Linked DNA regions of Mus musculus: region 1 is linked to region 2. Evidence: chromatin contacts called from ENCODE Hi-C or POLR2A ChIA-PET data. All regions are on one chromosome and are shown on one strand. The core of a region is the stretch at or near the end of the contact, and the rest is flanking DNA. Distances in the headings are between cores, read along the strand shown. Region 1 holds the start of Mrpl19 (mitochondrial ribosomal protein L19). Region 2 holds the start of Pole4 (polymerase (DNA-directed), epsilon 4 (p12 subunit)).

The links. A loop is a pair of places that touch in the nucleus more often than their neighbours do. ChIA-PET counts read pairs that join two places held with the same protein, here RNA polymerase II (POLR2A).
Region 1: a loop to region 2 is called in a map of T-helper 1 cell, with 4 times the contacts of the local background. The contact joins the promoter of Mrpl19 here to the promoter of Pole4 in region 2. A Hi-C loop is called at or near these places in 2 of 37 maps with a recorded cell type or tissue (T-helper 1 cell and regulatory T cell). POLR2A ChIA-PET finds 5 or more read pairs at or near these places in 1 of 5 experiments (Patski).

The regions. Positions count from the first base shown.
Region 1 is chr6:81,964,602-81,971,746 of GRCm38, forward strand. Mrpl19 (mitochondrial ribosomal protein L19) reads right to left here and starts at 1,348. Exons shown (of 5, transcript NM_026490.2): 1 at 1,106-1,348. The coding sequence starts at 1,326. Gm38842 (a long non-coding RNA gene) reads right to left here. Exons shown (of 2, transcript XR_869191.1): 2 at 6,999-7,145.
Region 2 is chr6:82,647,217-82,654,703 of GRCm38, forward strand. Pole4 (polymerase (DNA-directed), epsilon 4 (p12 subunit)) reads right to left here and starts at 5,649. Exons shown (of 4, transcript NM_025882.3): 1 at 5,408-5,649; 2 at 4,867-4,951; 3 at 4,221-4,262; 4 at 1-820. The coding sequence starts at 5,623. The coding sequence ends at 807.

The DNA of each region.
Region 1 (7,145 bases), core at 98-2,597, 690 kb before region 2:
TTGTTTAGCTGTCATCCTGGGCAGCTACTGGGGCTTAGAAAGCCTTAAAGAGTTTCAGTCCGGTACAGGAAACATGTCACTGGGCATCTAACCTTGAAGGCAAGGCACAGACCCCGGCCCCTTTCTGTTTCTCCCTTTGCTTTTACCTAGCTAATGCTTCCTGCCACGCTATACTGTGTCACTGCAGGGCCCAAGTGACAGGGCCAGGACCAAGCAAAATTAACTACAACTGTCCAAACCCTGAGCCAAACGAATTTGTTCCCTTTAGGCTGGCTGTCTCTGGTGTTTGTCACCACACAGGCAAGCTGACCCATAGTAGCATAAATTAATCCTGAGACCAGTTAGATGTTTTATTGTCATCTTACTTAAAAAAAAAAAAAACAAAGCACAACTGGAGCGTAAAGGTGATGAACCGCTGACATAATTACTATTTGTTACAATTTTGTCACAGTTAATACGCTGCATTTCTCTCAGTCTGCAAATGAGCACAAGTCTCCCACTGAGCTATAAATATGGAGAAAATATATACAAATCACCAGCTGCAAACTGACTTTAAAAGAAATCTTCCACCGAGCATAGGGATTCCCACCTTTGATCCTAACATTTAGGAGGCAAAAGCAGGCAGATCTTTTTTGAGTTCAAGGCCAGCCTGATACACACCCACAAATTATTGTGTATTGTGGTTGGAGCGCCCAGCATAACATTCATGTGGGGATTTGAAGGCAAACTTTGGAGTACGGTCTCTCTTTTCTCTATGGGTTCTAGGCATGGATTTGGGTGTACAGGTTGCAACTTTCACAACCGAACCACCCTGCGGGTCCATACTGTTAAGCTTCTGAAGATGCATTTATGTAGGTAAGACGAAAAAGAGTGTGCTGGATCCACGTGCCTGAGCCGATCTGACCTCCCCAAACCCTTCCTCCTGGATAGAATCTGTTGGCCAAGGCTCACCGTGGTGGATTTTAGGACAAACTGAGGGAAGGGAGTCCAAGCCTGCGTCTTTCGTGATCTAGAGAGGGGCAGACCCGGAACCCGATTTCGTGCAGCCCAGCTATAAAGCGGGTATCAAAGTGTGCGCACTCCCACGCGGCCTCGGCCGCCTCACCTTCTCTCGTCTTCCGGGACTCGGCGCCGGTCCACGATGACAGGTTTCGGCGGTGGCTTGAACCCACCGGGCTCTGAAGGCCCGGTGCTCTGAAATCGGCTTGGGCCCGTGCAGACACGGCAGGCATCAGATGCGAAGGCAGCAAGCCGTGGCCTGGCCATTCGGACGCTCCGGGCCAGGTACAGGGACGCCCTACAACTTTCTGCCATGGAGGCCGCCATGTCTACACCCTCAATGAAGGACTACAACTCCCAGAAGTCAGTGCGATGGGGTGTGGCCGGACGGTGGCTCCTATGGGACTAAACTTGCTTCCCGGTGTACCGCCGCTTGTTTGAGGGAGTTATACCTGTAAATGTATATAATTTTCCTCTTCTCCATAATTTGCAAAGTTACACTTCTCTACAGGGTTAGCAAGTTTGTACATTTCACTAAGTACTGTGATCTCATTTGCATTTAGTGAGTGACTATGAAGTGCGTGGAGTGTGTGTGTGTGTGTGTGTGTGTGTGTGTGTGTGTGTGTGAGTGTGATTGCAGGTGCCCATGAAGGACATATGATCCCCTGGAGCTGGAGTTACAGGCAGTGGCAAGGGACCCTATGTGGATGCTGGAAATTGAACATGGGTCCTCTGAAAAATTACGTGTTCCTAACTGCAGAGCCACCCTCTCCAGCCTCCTCAGTTCCACCTTTTATTTGCTTGTGCCTACATGAAAAACACAACTGTCACCTAAAGGGCAAAAGAGATAGTTTATTCTAGAGTCAAGTATTAATGAGGGGCTCAGAACACAAGATTTAGGTCACCACAAATCCATGTTCCAATTACATGTAACAATTCCATGGCATTCCATAGTATCAGAGCAAGAAAGCCATTCCTTAAACACATTGGCAGGTACACCCATTTAGGAATGCTATATCAAAATGGAGATGTCTCTGCTGTATGCCTCAGTTGCGCTGATGGCCTTCTTAGCCTTCAGGTTGATGGAAGTGAGGCGGTTGCTGAATGTAGTCCCTTAATAATAACAAGGCCGTTGGTTCACAAGTAAGTTGGGAATAAATTACCATTTGAGGGACTAATGGGCCAAGATAGTTGGGCTCTGGATCTGCAGCACCACAATGCTTCAAGTCACTCACGTTTTAATTAGTTAATCAGTCTTGTAGAACGTTGCTTCTTTTAGGAAATTTTCGTTTGCCTCTTGTTTGATTATTGGTATTTAGTTCGTTGTTATGAATTCCGTGGGGAGCAATGAGTATCTTCTTTTGCTTAACTTCTGTCTTACTAACCAGCACTACCTGGCTCTCACAGGCTCCAAACAGAATAATAAATGCTAGCTGTTTTGTCAAAAGTTAGAGTCATCAGAGAGGAGAGTACCCCCAACTGAGAAAATGTCTCCATAAGATAGGTCTGTAGGTGGCCTGTAGGACATTTTTTTAAGTTAGTGATTGATGGGGGAGGGTCCAGCCCATTGTGGGTGGTGCCATCCCTGGACTGGTGTTTCTAGATTCTATAAGAAAGCAGGCTGAGCAAGCTATGAGGAGCAAGCCAGTAAGCAGCATTCCTTCATAGCCTCTGCATCAGCTCCTGCCTCCATGTTCCTTCCTTGTTTGAGTTTCTGTTCTGACTTCCATCAGTGAGATCCAGTGTTATGGAAGTGTAAATCAAATGCAACCTTTCTTCCTCAACTTGCTTTGGTCATGATATTTCATTTCATCAACAAAACCTTAACTAGGACAAAGCATAAAGAGAAAAGCCATCACTCTTAACAAATAGCCCCCACGGAGTCCTTGAGCTCACTGAGAACATTCCCTTTTCCAGAACTAAAACTGAGTTTGCCTCGGGCAGTTGGGAGGCATACAAGCTAAAAGGGGTCCATTTCAAACCTTCTTGAGTTGAGAGGGGCTTGGGAGACAGCTCCGTGTAAGAACACTTACAGCTCTTGTAGCAGTTCCCAGCACCCACACCAGGCGGCTCCCAGCTGTTTGTAGTTCCAGGTCCAGGGAAACTAATGTACACTGGGTGTCCTTGGGTAACAGGACATATGTCCTGCACATAGACTCCTGCAAGCACACACACACACACACACACACACACACACACAGAGAGAGAGAGACAGAGACAGAGACAGAGACAGAGACAGAGAGACAGAGAGAGAAATTGTTTGAAAAAAATTAAAGAATTTGAGATTTGAGGGCAGCTATTGCTGGAGGTGAGGCTTAGTGGTACAGCACATGTCTGACATGTACAAAGATTGTGGATTCGAGTACATCATCACCAATACCAAAAAGAAAAGGAAGGAAGGAAAGAAGGGAGGGAGGGAGGGCAGGCAGGCTGGCTGGCTGGCTAGCTGGCTCATACTCTCAGAGATGGCAAGTTGCTAGAACTATTTAATACATGTACGGTGTGATCATCAGTCTGGATTAACGCACCACTGCTACCTCGGAGTCAGCATGAACATACAGAACTCATCCATCTTAGGCACCTCCAGCTTCTCCAGCGTGGGCTGTTCCAGGGACCTCCGTGGTCATCCCCATAGCTCCAGCCCAACTCTCAGTGCCAGGACTGTTTCCTCCCGGCCTCTGGGCAAAGTGTTCTTAAAGCTAACCTAGAGCTGTCCAACAGCACACGAATCCTCGTGCTTCATCCTCTTCCTCTTTGACCCTGCTCCAGGCCTCCCTCCTCTTCTCTAGATCACTGCAGTTTACGACACCGGCCTGACATTGGTCATGCTGTATTTAGTTACCTCCAGCTCTCCTCACTGCAAACAGCAGCAGAAGAGAGAATTCAAAACTACTTACCTCAGGAACCAGCGAGACCGCTAAATGATTAAGAACACTGACTGTTCTTGCAGAGGACATAGGTTCAGCTCCCAGAACTGAATGTGGTGGCCTAACAGAGGGTCTGACATCCTCTTCTGGCTCCTTCCAACACATACACATAAATACATTTTAAAAGACCTTTATTTCATCGTTTCTTCCCATATTTCTGCCAACCAAATGCTGCCAGGCCACTTTACCCTCATTTTTGTATTAAAAGTTAGTTGTCGTTTTAATTATTGCACTAAACAACTTCATGGAGGAAAAAAATCAAAGAACACTTCTCACCCTGCCCACTACCCTAAACCTCTGCAGCCCAGCAACTGGGATTCCATTCACGGAGCCGCTGGACCCTGCCTTAGCCATTGCTTCTCTCCCGGCTCCCGGCTGGCTCCGCTCCTGGGTCTCTTTTGGTCCACTCATCCACATCTCTTTCCTCTTGAACCCCGACCCCTCCTCTCAGGGCCTGGTTCAGTCTGCTGACCTTGTTCAGCCTGGACTCTTCCAGATGCCTCTGACTGTGCTCTTCCTTGCATCTACAGTAAACCTCAGCCACACCTAGGAGCGTCACGTCCTCGTTTTCCATTCGGTTCTCATATCTGTTAGTGTGGCCCCAGGAGTTCTGTCTGCTTGTGAGATTACATCTTCCACATTCACTATGGTATCAGGAAGCTTGGTAAAATGTCCAGAGAGAGTTGAGGTGATACAGTAGTTAATGTGTGGGTCGGAGTTGATTCTTTGTCTCTAGCTTGTGGAGGTGAGGTGGTGAAATACAAAGTTTATATATTTGTTTAAAGGCTGCAATGAAGTCGCAGCACATACCTTTAATCCAAGTGTTTGTGAGCCAGAAGCAGGCATATCTCTGAGAGTTCCAGGCCTGCTGGGACTTCATAGTGAGACCTTGTCTCACAAAACCTAGGGGCAGAGGAGTCCAAGCAGAGAAAGGACTCAGAGAATAAGAGGGTTACTGCTCTTGCAGAGGACTTACTTTCAGATCCCATAATCTCTGTCAAGTGGCTTACAACAGCCTGTAACTCCTGCTCCAGGGGATCTACCACCTTCTTCTGGCCTCTGTGGGCATCTGCACACATGGGCTTATACATATACAGAGCCACATAAATAAAAATAAAATAAATCTATAGAAAGAAGTTATGAGCCTATTTGTGATGGTCACTTTTGATTGTTGATCGTCTCAGACAAGGTTTCTATTCCTGCACAAAACATCATGACCAAGAAGCAAGTTGAGAAGGAAAGGGTTTATTCAGCTTACACTTCCATACTGCTGTTCATCACCAAGGAAGTCAGGACTGGAACTCAAGCAGGACAGGAAGCAGGAGCTGATGCAGAGACCATGGAAGGATGTTACTTACCTGCTTGCTTCCCCTGGCTTGCTCAGCCTGCTCTCTTATAGAACCCAAGACTACCAGCCCAGGAATGGCATCATCCACAAGGGGCCCTTCCCCCTTGATCACTAATTGAGAAAATGCCCCACAGCTAGAACTCATGGAGGTACTCCCCCAACTGACGCTCCTTTCTTTGTGCTTACTCCAGCTTGTGTCAAGTTGACACACAAAACCAGCCATTACATTGATTTAACTAAAACTTCAACGGAGAGACACACTACTGGGTGGACCTGGAGTTCCGGGAAGGATTAACTTCAAGGAGAAGCCCCTCTCTGAGAGTAGGGAGTGCTTTTGTGTGTGTGTGTGTGTGTGTGTGTGTGTGTGTGTGAGAATTATGGATATAGATACGTATTATATATACATTTATACACATTCTATCAGTTCTCTTCCTCTAAAGAACCATGACTAATATATCAGCCAGGGCTTAACCCATTGACGAAGCCATGACTCTCATATCCCAAACTCTCCCCCCAGACCCTCAGCCAACAACCAAGCCCTCAGCACATAGCTTTGGGAATATTTTTAATAGATAGATAGATAGATAGATAGATAGATAGATAGATAGATAGATAGTTTGTTTGTTTGTTTGAGACAGGGTTTCTCTGTGTAGCCCTGGCTGTCCTGGAACTCACTTTGTAGACAAGGCTATATATTTCATATTTATGACTGTTTCACCTGCATGTATGTCTGTATACCCTGTGCATGCCTGGTGACCTTGGGAGCCACAAGTAAGCACTGGATCAACTGGAACAGGAGTTACTGTGGTAATGTACAGCTCAACTTCAGAAGTCCCAAGTGTCATTTAAAAATCTAACATTTGGGGCTGGAGAAATGACTCCACGGTTAAGAGTATGTAAGAGGACCTCAGTTTGGTTCCTAGCACACATCAATCAGTTTACTACTGTCTGTAACTCCATCCCCAGGAGCTATCCAACACTCCCTTCTAAACTCTATAGGCAACCACCCACACATACACACTCACAGACACATGTACGTCATTGAAAATAAAATAGGACCCCCGACCCCAACAGTTTAAACGTCCAAAGTTTCTTCACTGTGAACTCATATAAATGGTCCTCGGAGGCCGGGGTTCTCTCTCAACCCCCACACATGTACAAATGCGCCTACACCCAAACACATGTTCAAAGACGAAAAATTAAAAATACATAAAACTCATCTCTCACCAAGAGGTCACATGGTGCCTTTGTTGAGTGTTTCAACAGTCCAGCAGATAAATACCACGTGCCTACTCTGGTCACTGAGGAGGACTTTCAAAAAGTGACCTATTCTGATGAAGTCATTGTGGTATGGAAGGACCGTGGGCTGGTAAGGGCATGTGGGAATGCATTATCCCCAACAGGCACCACCAAGAAAGCTTCCAGAAGAAAGGAGACATGAAGTGGACCTCAAAGATCTGCCTAGCGAGGCTAGTCTGAAGAGATTAGGCTTAATCAGAAGAGATCAGACAGTGCTAATCTCCTGTCTCAGTTAAGCTTGATTGTCAGCTTGACGGGAGCTGACATCACCAGAGAGACAAGTCTGTGGGCATGTCTGCGAGGGATTATCTCAATTAGATTAATTGCCGTGGTGTATTAGGGTTCTATAAAAGAAAGCAAGCGATGGGATGAGTATGTATAGAAGTGTCGATTATACATACACATATGTATTATACATACATATATACGCGTGTGTATGTGTGTTTACACATACTAAAGAGGGATTTATTAGGCTGGGGTACATGTAGTATGACAATGGTTGTCTCAAAATTGAAAGGCTGATAACATGGTCATTGTCCAGTCCATGAGACTAGATGTCTCAGCATTCCCAA
Region 2 (7,487 bases), core at 4,399-6,898:
CAATGATGGTGAAGGTTGTGCAACACTCTGAAAATATTCAATCTCACTGAGCAACACACTGAAAAGCAGTTAAAATGGGAAATTTTATATCACATATATTTCACAACTTAAAGGGTATAAATACATATCATAGCATAGATTAACTTTAAATAACATTATCTAAATTTTGCCATACACAAGACTCATGTGAATCCATTCACAGGAAAATGTTCAAAATCTCACTACATATATCTATGAATATTTTTTTAAAAACCACCGAATGTTACAGTTTGAATTGAATATGACACATGAATTATACTTGAATAAAACTGTTGGGACCACATCGATTTGACTTCTAAGGAGAAGAGGTATCCCATATATTATCGATCCACATTCCAATGACATGCTGAGAAAGAACAAATTTAATAAAAAGACTGACTTGGAGTGGTTGGTAGAAAGATGAGGAAAGTCTGTGCCTGATCACATGGGTTCCCAGTCACAGGGCAAGAGCAAAGGCAATATAAAACACAGGAAAGAAGCTGAACAAAGACCTTTTATTCTAGTCTGTGCTCATTAAGCCAGCTATGCAGAACAGTCCTTTCATCTCTGCCCCAAACAGCATCAGCTACATCCAGGCTTGAATTGGAAGACAGACTCAAGTAATGGAAGACTTGGTGGAGAACGTTATCCAAGAGCTCTCTGCTTCTTCTATCTTGGGTAAAAAGAGTAAGAAGATTGTGTACATGCGCAGACTTTCTCCAAAGCTGAGGCTTACAGAGGGGAAAGGTGACAGATGCAGCCAAGGCTCAGACCATCCAGCTCCACAATTAATCCAAAGTGCCTAAAAACAGAAAAAGCAATGTACAAGGACATGTCTCAATCCAAAGTGCCTCAAAACAGAGGAAAGCAATGTATAAGGACATGTCTCAATCTGGGGTAGTGTCACAAACAGGGCAAAGTTAAAGCACACAAGGACATGCTGGTAACATGATGCAATCTGAGGATTATTGATCCAAAAGACCCAAGGGAGATGTCATTAGAGAAGGTAGTCCATTGGTAAGTAACCCTGCCAATGCACAGAATTAGAATTAAAGCTGGAACAGAGCTAAAGAATCACCACACTGCTTAATGAACATTCAAAAAGGGAGAGGCTTTCTAAACAAAGCATTTTTAACTTTAAAAAGGGTTTTGTTTGTTTGTTTGTTTTTTTAATTAGATGTATACTTGTGAGTCTACAATACCCATAAGGACCAGAAGAGGTCATCAGATCCCCCCTGAAGGATGGAGTTACAGGAGGTTGTGAGTACTGGAACTGAACTTGGCTCCTTTGCTATAGTATAGTCTTAATTACTAATCCATCTCTCCAGTCCCTCTATTCTTTTTTCAGAAAGTCTCAGTTCAGTTTGGGCACCTGAGCTCACCTGTGTGCCCTCCAAGAGTCTATTCAAAAAAGAAAAAGCATTTTAAAATATAGAACAAAGAGTCACTAGCAGTTGGGCAATTCCAAAAACAAAAAAGAATGAATTATCAACTTCTCACTGAGCATGTTTATAAATAGAGCAAAGCCCTGAGCCAAATGCAGATGAGGGTGCAAGAGAGGAGAAGCTATCCCCCACCCTAGAACCAGCAGAAGGCACTAGACCAGTGGTTCTAAACCTGTGGGTTGTGACCCCTTTGGTCAGCCTCTATCTCCAAAAATATTTACATTACAATTCATAACAGTAGCAAAATTACAGTTATAAAGTAGCAATGAAATAACTGTAATTCGGGTCACCACAGCATGAAGCTATATTAAAAGGTCACCACAGCATTTGGAAGGTTGGGAAGCACTGTCCTAGACACAGTTACCTACACTGACAGAAGAAGAAGTGAAAGGAAAGGAGCTAATAAAGACCCACAGGACACAGGCTTCCTTCCCATGCCTCTTACAACCCTCCCTACATGGAGAAGCCACAGATTCAAACATCTATGAAAGAGAAGAAAAACAAAAAACAAAAACAACAAAATCAAAGGACTTTCTTCAAAGAACCAAGTGGCCTATCTGGGAAAACCAGAGCAGCCTCTGGCAGTCCCACTCCTAGGAAGCATTCTGCATTTTGGCCTGTGGGGCCGCAAGCATGACATCTGTTCCTCTTCACCCTGAAGTGAAGCTGCAAGGCAAAACCCACCAGCTTCCAAAACAGCCTCATTTTATGTTCACACAGAAGGAAAAGCACTGGACTGAAGGAGCCTCGTAGTTATTTCTTAATCCTATTATAAAGCATAAGTCAGGGGAATGAACATTAGGAAAACTAAACCAGCAATACTTCTAACTAAAAAAATAGTAACTTTCTTTGGAATTTTCTGTTGCTGATTAAGGCAGTATGTCACTGGCCACACTAGGCTGGAGCCCCCCTTGTAGCACAAGCTGGCCTCAGACATAAAATCCTGCTGCCTCACTCTCCCAAGGACTGGCACTTACAGGCATGAGCCACCTTACCTAGCAACTCTGATTTTGTTGATGACAAGTCTCTGTTTAAAGCAACGAATAAAACTAAATATATTTTAAAAATAAAACTTCTCAATAATTGAAATAAATGATATTAAGGGATGGCAAAGTCACAAAGTAAGGCCAACCTCCAAAGCTATGGTGTCCCTGAAGGCACCTACCAATCTGAGAGGTCTGAGAGGGGCTGTGTGGCAGGCTGAGGGAGATAAGAATCAAACTGCAGTCTGCCTAAATGGGAAGGTCTAATAACCAATCACTAGAAATGACAATAATCAATTAAATACTATAAATTAAATACTATGGGCTGTCAAAAACAACATAGTAGTAAACTTTTACATACCTAATCACATGGTCTTACAAAATAAACAGAATCAAAAATTCAAGTGAAAATAATCTACAGTTGTGGTAGGAGAATTTAATGGACAATTCTTACTCAGCAACTGATAAAACAAGCAAGCAGAACAGAATAGAGTACTTTCTCTTCAAGAATATAAAGACCACCACCAAGGATGACCATACACTGGACTATAAAACAAGTTGGGCAACTAATTCAAGTTATTTTTAAGACAAATAGGTGGAAAAACAAAATCTACAACTCAAAGAGAATACTCAAAAATCTAGACTTGAAGCAGACATTGGAGAGAGATCTTAGAAGATATCAAAGAGAACATCTAAAGAGTGCCATGGGCAAAGGTTAACACAGAGAAGCAGAACAGAGTGAAAAAAGAAGAAAATATTTCAGCGTCAGACAAGGTGGCATATGCCTATTTATGTATGTATTGACTTATCATTATTATTACTAGCATTTTGGAGGTGAAGACAGAAAAGGAATTCAAGGTCACTCTCAGCTACACAGTGAGAGTTCAAGGCTAGTCTGAGCTATATAAGACCCTGTCTTAAGTTAGGAACTGAGGGTGGAGAGATGACTCAGTGATTAAGACCTCTTGCTAGCTGGGCGGTAGTGGCGCACGCCTTTAATCCCAGCACTCGGGAGGCAGAGGCAGGAGGATTTCTGAGTTCGAGGCCAGCCTGGTCTACAGAGTAAGTTCCAGGACAGCCAGGGCTATACAGAGAAATCCTGTCTCGAAAAAATAACAACAAAAAAGACCTCATGCTCATCAGCAGGCAGTTGTGAAGCACACCTTTAATCCCAGCACTCTGGAGGTAGAGGCAAGTAGTTCTAGGATCTCTGCGAATTCAAGGCCAGCTTGGTCTACAGAGTGAATTCCAGGAGAGCCAGGGCTACACAGAGAAACCCAAGTCTCAAATAGAGCAAAAACAAAACAAAAAAGTGCTTGCTGCTCTTCCAGAAGCCCTGTTCACAGCACCCATGTTTAGCAGCTCACACTACTCTTCTGGCTCTTATGGGGGTACCTACATACATTTGGCATATAGAAACACACATACACGTAAATAAAAAGGAATCTTAAAAAAAGTTACAAATTGTTTCTAATTCTTAACATTATAAAGGAGCAATATTAATATTTAGTTTGGAGATATAAACAGGATTCAAAATCTAAATCCAATTCTACTGGTAATTTATATACTCCCTCCTTCTTCTTTTAAGCTTGCAATTTCCCTGTAGAATTTCTAATTCCCCAAGAATGGAAAATGTTCCTTTTTTTTCTATCAAAACAGGGAGAATTGCTGCCATGTATACAAAGGAAAACCACACATCTGTTTTATAAGGTTTTATAAGGTTTGAAGCTCACATCATCAACAGAGAAATAGTCTGTGCAGGCAGTGAACTCACCTTCTAGAAAAGCGAATTCATCCACAGCTTCTATTGCATTATCTGAAACACAAGGTAAAGGGATACTTGATTGGCTCTTGCCATTCAGACATCAGACCCAACATGGAATTTTATGCAAATGACATCACTTACAAACTGTAACCCAGAGGTCCTAAGATCCATCTTTACACTCACTATTCTTTTAACTGTCTCACCTCAAAAGCCAGCGAAAATGCTGTTCAAGGCATCCTACAATCCTGTCTTATTCCAAAATTCACTTTTCTCTCTACTCTAAAGACACTAGAACAAGGCCGGGCGTGGTGGTGCACGCCTTTAATCCCAGCACTTGGGAGACTGAGGCAGGTGAATTTCTGAGTTCGAGGCCAGCCTGGTCTACAGAGTGAGTTCCAGGACAGCCAGGGCTGCAGAGAAACCCTGTCTCGAAAAACAAAAACAAAAAAAAAAGATACTAGAAAAAGAGTTTGGCAGCATAGAAGGGAATGAGAGGTACAGTCTCTAAAGGCTTACACATGTGGAAGGGTTACCAGGTAGACAAATAAACCAAAAGCCAAATTTCCCCTTGCTTCAATGATGCCTTGTGAAACAGCTATAAGAAAGCCCAGCCCATAGCTCCCCTGTCCACCCTGGGGTACCACAGCGACTCTACCCAAATCTCTCCTCTGGAGAGTTTTCCTCTTTCCTTGTTGAGCACAGCAGTAGGCATCTTTTGCGATAGTCTCCACGAACAGTTCCTGCAACAAAAAAAAAAAAAAGCAAGCAGAGATTAGTGGACTCTAGCCCACTGAGATGAGCAATCCTGTGTAGACGTGGACAAGAAGGGTAAAGGGGGAACTCTACCACACAGGAAAGTTCTAGAAGCTACCATTGTACTGAACTTATGAAAATACTTCTGCTATCCCTCTCCATAGCTCCAATCCCCCTGCTCTAATATCTCCAAATCCACCCTACTCATTCATTAGGATCCCCTTCAAGTTCTGTGTGAGCCGTGGGAGCCATGCAAACTAAATTTGCGTGGGTCCTCGTGAAGAGGAGAGTGGCTAACCAACTCAAACGGGGCCCACAGAGGCCTTCCTAGGTCTCAGTCAAGTCAGGTCGGCGTACCAGGGCCCGCCACGCCCCCTAGCGCCACGCCCCCTAGATGCCACGCCCCTTTCCCCGACCCAGGCGCCCTTGCTTCCCCGTCGCACCGCGGCACGCGCCAGGATAAAGATGGCTTCCTGTCCCGCCAGCGTTACGTCAGGGTCTGCCTTCACCAAGGCCTTTACTCTCGCCAGAGGCAGCCTCGAGAGGCGAACTCCCCCGGGTGCACTCGTCGGGGCTTGGGCCTGCGAAGCCGCTGCCTCCCCTCCGGGAGCCTCTTCCTCTCTGGGCGTCCCGCTCCCAGCAGCCGCCGCTGCCGCCATCCCCTCCCGAAACGTGTGGCGCGCGGTCGCTGACTGAGCGCGCGCACGCGATTTCGGCCCCTTTCCCGCGCCGGGTAGAGACCACGCCTCTCCGTGTGGGCGTGGCCCCACCCTCACTAGGCGTGGCGCGCCAGAACCGCCCCCTCTGACTCCGGGGTCTGATGTACTCTTCCGGGCGGCCACAGCCTGGAAGCGGCCGGGCGTGGCCTAGCTGAGCCGGAAGTCCGGATGCTTCTCTAGAGCCTCAGTAGGTGCTGAGTTTAACCTCTAGGCCAACAGGAGGGGAACCCGTGGGTGTCCCCACAACGCTGCCCCGCGCAGCGACAGACCCGGGCCAGCGCCGGGGATCATGTTTTAGGTGGAATGGGACGTTTGACGGGCAGAATTGGAAGTGCGGTTTAGTGGGAGGAAACCACTGCAAAAAAGGCGTGCAGACACGGAGAGCAAGTTTTGTCTGTGGTTGGTCAAACAAGGGTTAGCTCAGAACACTGATCTCCTTACTCAAAACAACAAAACTAAAAACTGTGTTCTCTAGGAACATTAATTGCATAGGGTTTATGTTTTAAAATACTAGTATGTAGTGTTGGCAAAACATTATCATGACAAGTAACTTTTCAAAAACAAAAATTGGCGGGGCGGTGATGGCACACGCCTTTAATCCCAGCACTTGGGAGGCAGAGGCAGGCGGATTTCTGAGTTCGAGGCCAGCCTGGTCCACAAAGTGAGTTCGAGGACAGCCAGGGCTACACAGAGAAACCCTGTCTCGAAAAAACCAAAACCAACAAAACAAAACAAAAACAAAAATTGATGAGAAAAAAATTAATGTCTCCTTTAGAAAACAATTTGATCGTCTAGCTGCTTCTCAACATTTTACTATCTGTTTTTTTGCATAGTTATGGAAAATTCCACTGCACCTTCTTGAGAGAATGAGAATGACTAAGATTAAGATAACTTTTACCAGGTGTGGTGGTGCACGCCTTTAATATAAGCACTCAAGTAGCAAAAGCACATCATGCTCTTTGAAACCAGCCTGGTGTACAGAGGGAGTTCCCAAGCCAGCGAGGACGACATAGTAAGGCCCTATCTTTAAAACAGAAAATCGCTTTGACCTCGCCGGCCTCTGCAAAGGATCTCCAAGAAGCCTCTCCCTGCCTCTTCTTACCTATGAGTTCTCATACCGAACCAGAGATCTGGCATGGAAGTGTGGCAAATATTCGCAATAGGCAAGAGAGACAACTCAGTAAAGTGTATGCTGCTCATCAAGGACCTGAGTTCGAATCACCAGAACACAGTAAAAGGCTAGTGTGATAGAACTCCTGTAACTTCTGCACTAAGAGAACAGGATTGCTTAAGTTCTTTGGCCAGCTAAGCTAGCCGAACCAAATCAGTGAGCTTGTGGACCTTGGGCCTTTATACCAACAAATGCATCCAACACACACTAAATTTTTAATATAAGGCATAATAAGAACACTGTGTACCTAGTTAATTGCTTTATATAAATATTAATGTTTAGTCATAATGCCTGTACTATTGATGCAGGTAAGTAATTTTATTTACAGCTATGAGTGAGCCACAGACTGTTCCACAGTGTACCTGTGGAATAAGGGGAAGCCAAGGGCTCATTGCATAATAACCTGAAATCATTTACTTCCAAATTTAAGCAATAAACTTTAACTGGGTCTATACACAGAGGCCCCACTGGAACAAAATGAGTTTTGGCCAGAATTAAAAGCTCCAGGGGAGGAGCGATGAGTTACATTGTACCAGAGTTTTCCTTAGGACCTTTGTCTTGAGTGCTCTCTACTGTGTACTTAAGAAAAAAAGAAAAAAAAAAACCAAGAAACTTTATTCTTATTGGTTGATT